Linked DNA regions of Homo sapiens: region 2 is linked to region 1. Evidence: chromatin contacts called from ENCODE Hi-C or POLR2A ChIA-PET data. All regions are on one chromosome and are shown on one strand. Each heading gives the region's core, a stretch centred on a gene start or an enhancer-like site at or near the end of the contact. The rest is flanking DNA. Distances are from core to core; before and after follow the strand shown. Region 1 holds the start of CRTC3 (CREB regulated transcription coactivator 3). Region 2 holds the start of FES (FES proto-oncogene, tyrosine kinase).

Region 1 (4,562 bases), core at 907-3,406:
GCTAGGCGCGGTGGCTCACGCCTGCAATCCCAGCATTTTGGGAAGCCGAGACAGGTGGATCACCTGTGATCAGCAGTTTGAGACCAGCCTGACCAACATGGTGAAACCTCGTCTCTACAAAAAATACAAAAAATTAGCCTGCGTGGTGGCGTGTACCTGTAATCCCAGCTACTCAGGAGGCTGAGGCAGGAGAATAGCTTGAACCCAGGAGGCAGAGATTGCAGTGAGCCGAGATTGCACCACTGCACTCCAGCCTGGGCGACAGAGCGCGACTCTGTCTTAAAAAAAAAAAAAAAAACTAGCCGGGCATGGTGGCGCAAGCCTGTAATCCCAGTTACTCGGGAGGCTGAGGCACAAGAATCACTTGAACTCAAGAGGCAGAGTTTGCAGTGAGCTGAGATCAGGCCACTGCACTCCAGCCTGGGTAACAGAGCAAGACTCCGTCTCAAAAACAAACCAACAACAAAAAAAAAGCATGGTAAATAACACAAAATACAACAGAAAAAAAAATCCAATTATAATTAATAAAAATAGCTAAATTCTAGCTAACAGAGATATATTTTCAGAATACATTTTCTAAAAAGTCCAGTTATAGGCTATGTCTGAGAGACAGGTGAAAAACATAATGGAATATTATCATATAAATGAATTGACACAAATATATCTCGAAAACATAATGGAGAATGAAAAAAGATGCAAAATGATTATTCAGTATGGTGTCATTTTTGTAAAGTTTAAAAACAAAATTAGGTATTCCATATAGCATTGCTGGATCTCTACATCATATGTAATAAAAGTATAAAAACACAAACTGGAATGATATGTACCAACTTGAGCACGGTGACTATCTGTGGGGCGGAAGAAGAAATGAGAGTGGGGCCGTCGTTATGACTAATTTTGTATGTCTTTAATAAATCCCAAGTACATGCAGCAAAATGTATTGATGTCTGTTTAATCTTGATAGTGGGGGGCGTGGGTAGTATTAATATTATTTTCCGTACTCTTCCGTAGGCCTCTAATATTTCCCTCTTTACAGAACACTGACACACGCTCAGGGCTCCCCGGGACATCTTTGTGCACATCAACATTTATGCTGAGAGTAGCTTCTGGACTCCAAAGAGGAAACTCCCCGGGCACTGTGGCCCACGCCTGTTATCCCAGCACTTTGGGAGGCTGAGGTGGGCAGATCGCTTGAGCCCAGGCGTTCGAGACCAGCCTGGGCAAAATAGCGAGACCCACCCCCGCCCCCCATTGCTACAAAAACATTTACAAACTAGCCGGGCGTGGTGACCCCCGCCTGTGGTCCCAGCTGGTCGGGAGGCTGAGGTGGGAGGATCTTTTGAGCCCGGGAGGTCAAGGCCGCGGTGAGTCGAGATCGCACCACTACACTCCAGACCGGGCGACAGAGAAAGACATCCATTCACTCCCCCAAAAGAAGGGGAAATTCGCTGAGGCTGAGCGCTGGTTTCCCAAGGTGGGGCTGGCACCTGCTGAAGCTGCCACAGGAGTGGAGAGGCCGTAGGGAGACTTGGAAAGAACCTGGAAAGGGGGCCGGGGCTATGGAGCCAAGGCTGCAGCAGGGCTGGATGGTGTTTGTAGTTTGTGCAGAATAGGAGGCAGTTTTTAAAGCCGAGATACAGCTCTGGTTGACTGGAGCGGGGAGGGGTGGGTGTGAGAGGTCAGGAAACCAGCGGCTGGAGGCCGGGGGCCTGGAGCGGCAGGGCTGGCGGGCAGACGTTAGGCCCCAGGCAAAATGGGCGCACCCCCTGCGGGGGCCCGAGGTGACCTGCTCGAGGTCCGGTCGCCCAGGTTCCACCTGGAGAAGAAAATCTTCGTAATTTGGCTGGGGGAGGGGGGATGCGGGCACAGGCTGTGTTCTCCACGTCGCGTAGACGCAGAGGCCATCCCTGGGTCGGAGAGTCTCCGTGGAGTGGCACCCCAGCGTTCCCCGTACGCCGGGGCCACTTTGTCGGGCTGACGGGGGTCCCTCCAGGTGGCCGCCGGCGGCGGGTCCCGAGCCAGACCGGGAAGCGGGGAGCAGCCCTCAGCCCGCGAGCGTGGGGCCGGGGCAGACTGGAGGCCGGGCGGGCCCCGCCGAGGGTGGGGCGGGGCCGGGCGCACGGGGGCGGACCTCGGCGCGCTCCCGGCCGCTCGCTGGCTCCGGGGCCGCGGCGGCTCCTCTGCCGGGTCGCGCCGGACGACTGGCTTCGGGCGGCGGCCCCGGCGGCCTGTGGACGGACGGGTGGGCCGAGGTACAGGCCCCACGGCCGCCGTCTCCCGCTTCTGCCCGCGCAGAGTCCGCGCCATGGCCGCCTCGCCGGGCTCGGGCAGCGCCAACCCGCGGAAGTTCAGTGAGAAGATCGCGCTGCACACGCAGAGACAGGCCGAGGAGACGCGGGCCTTCGAGCAGCTCATGACCGACCTCACCCTGTCGCGGGTGAGGGCCCGGGCCGGCGCGGGCGGGGGCGGCCACGGCCGCGGGCGGGACCCGCGCGGCGGGTGAGAGGTTGCGGGGCCAAGGCGATGGCGGGGCCGGGCGGGGGCCGCGCCCGGGAACCGGCGGCTGGGAGGGGGACCGGAGCGGCCGCGGCCTCGGCGTTTCCCCGCCTGGCGACACCCGCTAGCCGTTCGCGATCCCGGGCTGAGGTGGGAGGGTCGCCCGGCCCCGTGTGCGGGAAGATGGGCAGGGGTGAAGCCCGTGGAGGCGGGCGGCCGTGCGAGGGCGGCCTGAGGGGGAGGAGGACGAGGAGCCCCGAGAGGAAATCGCAAACAGCTCGGAGGCCGGCCGGGTGGCGCGGCGCGGCTTCTGGTCGCTCCGAACATCCCCCACCATCGAGCCCTGCTGTTCTGCCGGCGTGGAAGGCCGCGGGCACCCCAGGGTCCCACGCGCTCGTGGGGGGAGCTCTGTGCACAAGTCCATCCAGGGCCCGGCCCTGGGGTGGCTCGGGTTGTTGGAACCACGACGGGATTCCGTGTCGAGTGTGAGGCTCTGCTCCTTTTACTCCTTGGAGGTGCTTTATCGGGTCCAGTTTACTTTGTTCGGCCCGGGATATTTAGTGAGAACTGACAAGCGTCGCTGGTGACTGGAGAGGGACCTGGAGGAATGAGTAAGGCGCGAGCCGGGACAAACACCTGGAGAGGTTAGGTAACCGCTGAGTGAGGCAGTGGAGGATGGAGAGCCAACCGGAGTGTCCGCGCAGGGTTGCAGAGAAGGGGGGTCAGCAGGAGTGGGGCTGGCCTTGAGGATCCTGAATGCTGACCTTGGAGGACCATCGGGAGGATGGGGGAGGATCTGCAGATTCTGGGGGACTGAGGCGGGGGAGACAGTTTGAAGGAGAGCTGAGAGCAGAGTTGCAAACCAGCTGAGTTGCAGACACATTATTTTTTGGCCAGCGCAGTGTTTGGGAAAAATTATTGAATCTGTTGCCAGAATTTTTAAATTGGAAGACTTCCACACAAAATCCAAATTTCCGTATTATTTATTTATTATTATTTATATATGTTAAAAATTGGGAGACCTGGTAACACTAATTCTGAATTCCTACATGACAGCTACCGACCTGCTGGAGCTGGGTGATGATGAAAGGGAGCTGAGCTGAGCTCCCTTTCAAATGGAGTAAGAACTCTAGTTTGCCACCGTCCACTCTCTGTCACAGTCCCCCAAGGGGAGATTAGGTGACAGTTGCCATTTATACTCATGATGGTGTTTTCTTTCAGTGAAGTTAAGGAAAAAGTGAAATATTTCCTGTACTTACATTTCTGTTCACATTGAGAAAAAATATATATATAGAGAGAAAGAAGCTGAAGATTTCAAGAAAATGTTTTCTTATACCCTATCAGCTTCACTCATTTTTTACCTGCCTGGCATCCACTGGCATTTACATCTGTGACCTTGGTTAGATTCAGAGATGAACTCGATAAGCTCAGAGCACGTTGAAAAGAATGGGTGGGTGAAAGCTGAGGATTAGTGTTGGGGCCTGTGTTGTTATGTGTTTTTAAATACATACTGTACATTGTTTATGTACAAATACATGCACTGTATATGTCTGTATACCTATGGCGGATCCAATCTTTCACCCAATTCATGAATCTTCTTTAAAATATCCCTGACAGGTGAGGCCATGAGTAATGTACAGACTCTCTTTTAAAAGCAAAAATTTTTCACAGATCCTCACTGTTTACTTACTTTCAAGTAAAAAAAAAGTGTTTACTTACTTTAGAGACCCTGCTATAGCTCAGGGTCTCTTGAATTTAGCAAGCCTAATCAACTGTGGCCCATATGATAATTCAGTCACCACTTTATTCTAATTACTACAAAATTATGGTGTCATTTTGCCCTTCACCTGGTACAGGGAATCATTTACATATTAATTCTGCCCGTGTTTTCTTCTTGGCCAGTTACCAGTAAAGTAACACTGCTTGGCTCCACCGTGTTCATAAACACATCTGTAAATGATAACACTGAATTTGGCTACTAATGTTTGCTTATTTAAAAATCTTAAGGGTTATTTTCATGAAGAAATCACAAAATTAGAACACTTCTCATAGAGAACTCTTAGATT
Region 2 (4,144 bases), core at 1,641-4,140, 350 kb after region 1:
GCTGCTGCCCTCACACCTGCCTGAGGTGGTGGCCGGCCTCAGCTGCGCCTTCATCGTGCTGGTCTTCGTCACTGTCTTCCTGGTCCTGCAGCTGCGCTCTGGCTTTAGTTTTCGGGGGGTGAAGGTGTACACCATGGACCGTGGCCTCATCTCCTACAAGGGGCTGCCCCCTGAAGCCTGGCAGGAGGAGTGCCCGTCTGACTCAGAAGAGGACGAGGGCCGGGGCGAGAGGACCGCCTTTATCAAAGACCAGAGCGCCCTCTGATGAGCCCACTGCCCACCCCCTCAAGCCAATCCCCTCCTTGGGCACTTTTTAATTCACCAAAGTATTTTTTTATCTTGGGACTGGGTTTGGACCCCAGCTGGGAGGCAAGAGGGGTGGAGACTGCTTCCCATCCTACCCTCGGGCCCACCTGGCCACCTGAGGTGGGCCCAGGACCAGCTGGGGCGTGGGGAGGGCCGTACCCCACCCTCAGCACCCCTTCCATGTGGAGAAAGGAGTGAAACCTTTAGGGCAGCTTGCCCCGGCCCCGGCCCCAGCCAGAGTTCCTGCGGAGTGAAGAGGGGCAGCCCTTGCTTGTTGGGATTCCTGACCCAGGCCGCAGCTCTTGCCCTTCCCTGTCCCTCTAAAGCAATAATGGTCCCATCCAGGCAGTCGGGGGCTGGCCTAGGAGATATCTGAGGGAGGAGGCCACCTCTCCAAGGGCTTCTGCACCCTCCACCCTGTCCCCCAGCTCTGGTGAGTCTTGGCGGCAGCAGCCATCATAGGAAGGGACCAAGGCAAGGCAGGTGCCTCCAGGTGTGCACGTGGCATGTGGCCTGTGGCCTGTGTCCCATGACCCACCCCTGTGCTCCGTGCCTCCACCACCACTGGCCACCAGGCTGGCGCAGCCAAGGCCGAAGCTCTGGCTGAACCCTGTGCTGGTGTCCTGACCACCCTCCCCTCTCTTGCACCCGCCTCTCCCGTCAGGGCCCAAGTCCCTGTTTTCTGAGCCCGGGCTGCCTGGGCTGTTGGCACTCACAGACCTGGAGCCCCTGGGTGGGTGGTGGGGAGGGGCGCTGGCCCAGCCGGCCTCTCTGGCCTCCCACCCGATGCTGCTTTCCCCTGTGGGGATCTCAGGGGCTGTTTGAGGATATATTTTCACTTTGTGATTATTTCACTTTAGATGCTGATGATTTGTTTTTGTATTTTTAATGGGGGTAGCAGCTGGACTACCCACGTTCTCACACCCACCGTCCGCCCTGCTCCTCCCTGGCTGCCCTGGCCCTGAGGTGTGGGGGCTGCAGCATGTTGCTGAGGAGTGAGGAATAGTTGAGCCCCAAGTCCTGAAGAGGCGGGCCAGCCAGGCGGGCTCAAGGAAAGGGGGTCCCAGTGGGAGGGGCAGGCTGACATCTGTGTTTCAAGTGGGGCTCGCCATGCCGGGGGTTCATAGGTCACTGGCTCTCCAAGTGCCAGAGGTGGGCAGGTGGTGGCACTGAGCCCCCCCAACACTGTGCCCTGGTGGAGAAAGCACTGACCTGTCATGCCCCCCTCAAACCTCCTCTTCTGACGTGCCTTTTGCACCCCTCCCATTAGGACAATCAGTCCCCTCCCATCTGGGAGTCCCCTTTTCTTTTCTACCCTAGCCATTCCTGGTACCCAGCCATCTGCCCAGGGGTGCCCCCTCCTCTCCCATCCCCCTGCCCTCGTGGCCAGCCCGGCTGGTTTTGTAAGATGCTGGGTTGGTGCACAGTGATTTTTTTCTTGTAATTTAAACAGGCCCAGCATTGCTGGTTCTATTTAATGGACATGAGATAATGTTAGAGGTTTTAAAGTGATTAAACGTGCAGACTATGCAAACCAGGCCCAGTCTCCAGTGTGGTACCGTTGCTCCTGCATCGCAGCTGAGGATAGGGGGCCAGTTAGGCCTACACAGTGGCCTGCCTGCCTGGATGTGGGCCCAAGTCAGAAGGCCAAAGTCCTCCAAGGGGCGGGAGGATGCGCCAGCCCCTAGTGGAGGAGCTGGTGCCCCTGGGGTGGGGCTGGTGACCCCTGGTCCTCAGGAGCTGAGCACTAAACTCCCAAAGTCCTGGTTTCCAGCAGTGTGAAGAACTGGGCCTATTGTGTCTTCCTGGGCTGAAGTGATCTGGTCGCCACAGGCTATAGGGCTGAGGCCTAAGGTGGAGGGAGGCCTGACTGAATCAAGATGACTTCTTGTGGGGAGCCTGAGTCCCAAATGGAAAACTCCACGCCTGTCCGCTCCCCAACCCCTGCCCCTTGATTTCCCCAGGTCTCCCTTGGGACAGGAAGCCCCTGCCTGGGGGTAGGAGGATGGGGACAAAACCACTAGGATCTGTATCCGAGAAGCAGTCTCTGTTCGGGATATTTACTTGGAAATTTTATTCAAATGGAAGCTGGCGCCTGAGCCTCTCCTTAGGGAATTCCGTGAGGTGGGGAGGGCTGGGACCAGGGTTCCCTCTTTCTCTTCTGCGGTGGCCCTGGCCTGGTGCTAGGACTGCGCGCCTCCCCTCAGTACCCGCGGACACCCTGGGCTTCCCTGGGCCCAGCATCTGCCTGGGGCCTCGCCCTGGGCTCCCCCTCCTGACCCCCACCTTGCGCCCCTTCCCGGTGTTCCCGGGGCGCTGCCGGGCCCTGGGGCCTGCGGGGCGCGGGCGGCTCTTGGCTGGGCCATTCTTTCCCGGCCCCCTCCTCCCTTCCGTTTCCGTGGCCGTGCGGCCGGCTAGAGGCTGCGGCCCAGCGCGGAGCAGGGGGGCTGGCAGGCGTCGGGGCGGTCGGGCCGGTCCCGCCCGCCCCTTCCCCTCCACAGGCCCGCCCCGGGGCCTGGGCCAACTGAAACCGCGGGAGGAGGAAGCGCGGAATCAGGAACTGGCCGGGGTCCGCACCGGGCCTGAGTCGGTCCGAGGCCGTCCCAGGAGCAGCTGCCCGTGCGGGTACCTCTAGCCCCGGGGCCTGGAGGAGCGGTGGGAGCTGGGGGCGCGGCAGGCAGGGGCAGAGCAGGCGTTCCGAGGGCCAGAGACCCACCCAGGTGGGGGTAGGGGCCGCGGAAGGGCGGGGATGGCCGCAGGGGCAGGGCTCAGGCTGTGGGCGCCTGAGGCTTCAGCTGGGGCAGGCTTGGCCTGTCGAGGACCTGGGCAAGGGTGTCCCTGTAAGGGGTGGTGGGTGGAAGGGCCTGGGGAGGGAGGCTCCAGGTTGGCTCCTGTTCCCGAACGTGCGGAGGAGACCCTGACGCTAAGGAAGCAATGAGGGCCAGTCCCCAGGCCAGGCTGCTGCTGGGTACCCATGGCTGCGTGTGAGCGAGGCAGGACCCCACCTCCTCCCCGTCTGCAGTCCATCCTGACCCTACAGTCCCCAGTCTCCTCGTCCCATGCCTCCGTCTCCAGCTGCTGCCTTGCCTCCAGGGATGGCCCCTTTTCTGTCCCCAGAACAGCACTATGGGCTTCTCTTCCGAGCTGTGCAGCCCCCAGGGCCACGGGGTCCTGCAGCAAATGCAGGAGGCCGAGCTTCGTCTACTGGAGGGCATGAGAAAGTGGATGGCCCAGCGGGTCAAGAGTGACAGGGAGTATGCAGGACTGCTTCACCACATGTCCCTGCAGGACAGTGGGGGCCAGAGCCGGGCCATCAGCCCTGACAGCCCCATCAGTCAGGTGGGTCTCTATGGGACTCTGGTGGGTGCTGGCTGTATCTGCCTTCTCCTTCCTCTCCTGGGGGCCCTCTGGGGCAGTGGCTGGAGATCTGGCAGGCCAATGCTTGGGAGCCATTGTGCCCCCCTCCCTGCCTCCCCCATCTGTGCTGTATAGTCCTGGGCTGAGATCACCAGCCAAACTGAGGGCCTGAGCCGCTTGCTGCGGCAGCACGCAGAGGATCTGAACTCAGGGCCCCTGAGCAAGCTGAGCCTGCTCATCCGGGAACGGCAGCAGCTTCGCAAGACCTACAGCGAGCAGTGGCAGCAGCTGCAGCAGGAGCTCACCAAGGTGAGCGGGCAGCACTGGGGCTTCGGTCATTTCTGTCTAAATTTTGAGCCTCGAAGGGGTTGTTTTGCACAAGAGGCCCTGGATTCACTGGGGAAGTGTAAGTCCCTGACCGCAGGCCTGGCTTGCTCTAACCTTGATGCAGCTTCCTCTCTTCCTTCCCCTACGTTGAGCT

Evidence for each region. A loop is a pair of places that touch in the nucleus more often than their neighbours do. ChIA-PET counts read pairs that join two places held with the same protein, here RNA polymerase II (POLR2A). Pooled maps may share reads with other maps.
Region 2: a map of heart right ventricle shows a loop between it and region 1 (3-fold over the local background). The contact joins the promoter of FES here to the promoter of CRTC3 in region 1. A Hi-C loop is called at or near these places in 7 of 168 maps with a recorded cell type or tissue (ascending aorta, dorsolateral prefrontal cortex, endothelial cell of umbilical vein and 4 more), 2 of 37 single-sample maps with no recorded cell type and 24 of 50 pooled maps. POLR2A ChIA-PET finds 5 or more read pairs at or near these places in 5 of 52 experiments (BJ, GM12878, T-cell and 2 more).

The regions. Positions count from the first base shown.
Region 1 is chr15:90,527,767-90,532,328 of GRCh38, forward strand. CRTC3 (CREB regulated transcription coactivator 3) reads left to right here and starts at 2,157. Exons shown (of 15, transcript NM_022769.5): 1 at 2,157-2,437. The coding sequence starts at 2,306. RefSeq lists silencers at 1,611-1,660, 1,761-2,510, 2,531-2,710 and an enhancer at 3,101-3,260.
Region 2 is chr15:90,881,614-90,885,757 of GRCh38, forward strand. FES (FES proto-oncogene, tyrosine kinase) reads left to right here and starts at 2,891. Exons shown (of 19, transcript NM_002005.4): 1 at 2,891-2,931; 2 at 3,424-3,645; 3 at 3,799-3,972. The coding sequence starts at 3,433. FURIN (furin, paired basic amino acid cleaving enzyme) reads left to right here. Exons shown (of 16, transcript NM_002569.4): 16 at 1-1,844. The coding sequence ends at 265. RefSeq lists enhancers at 1,940-2,069, 3,607-4,036 and a silencer at 2,467-2,976.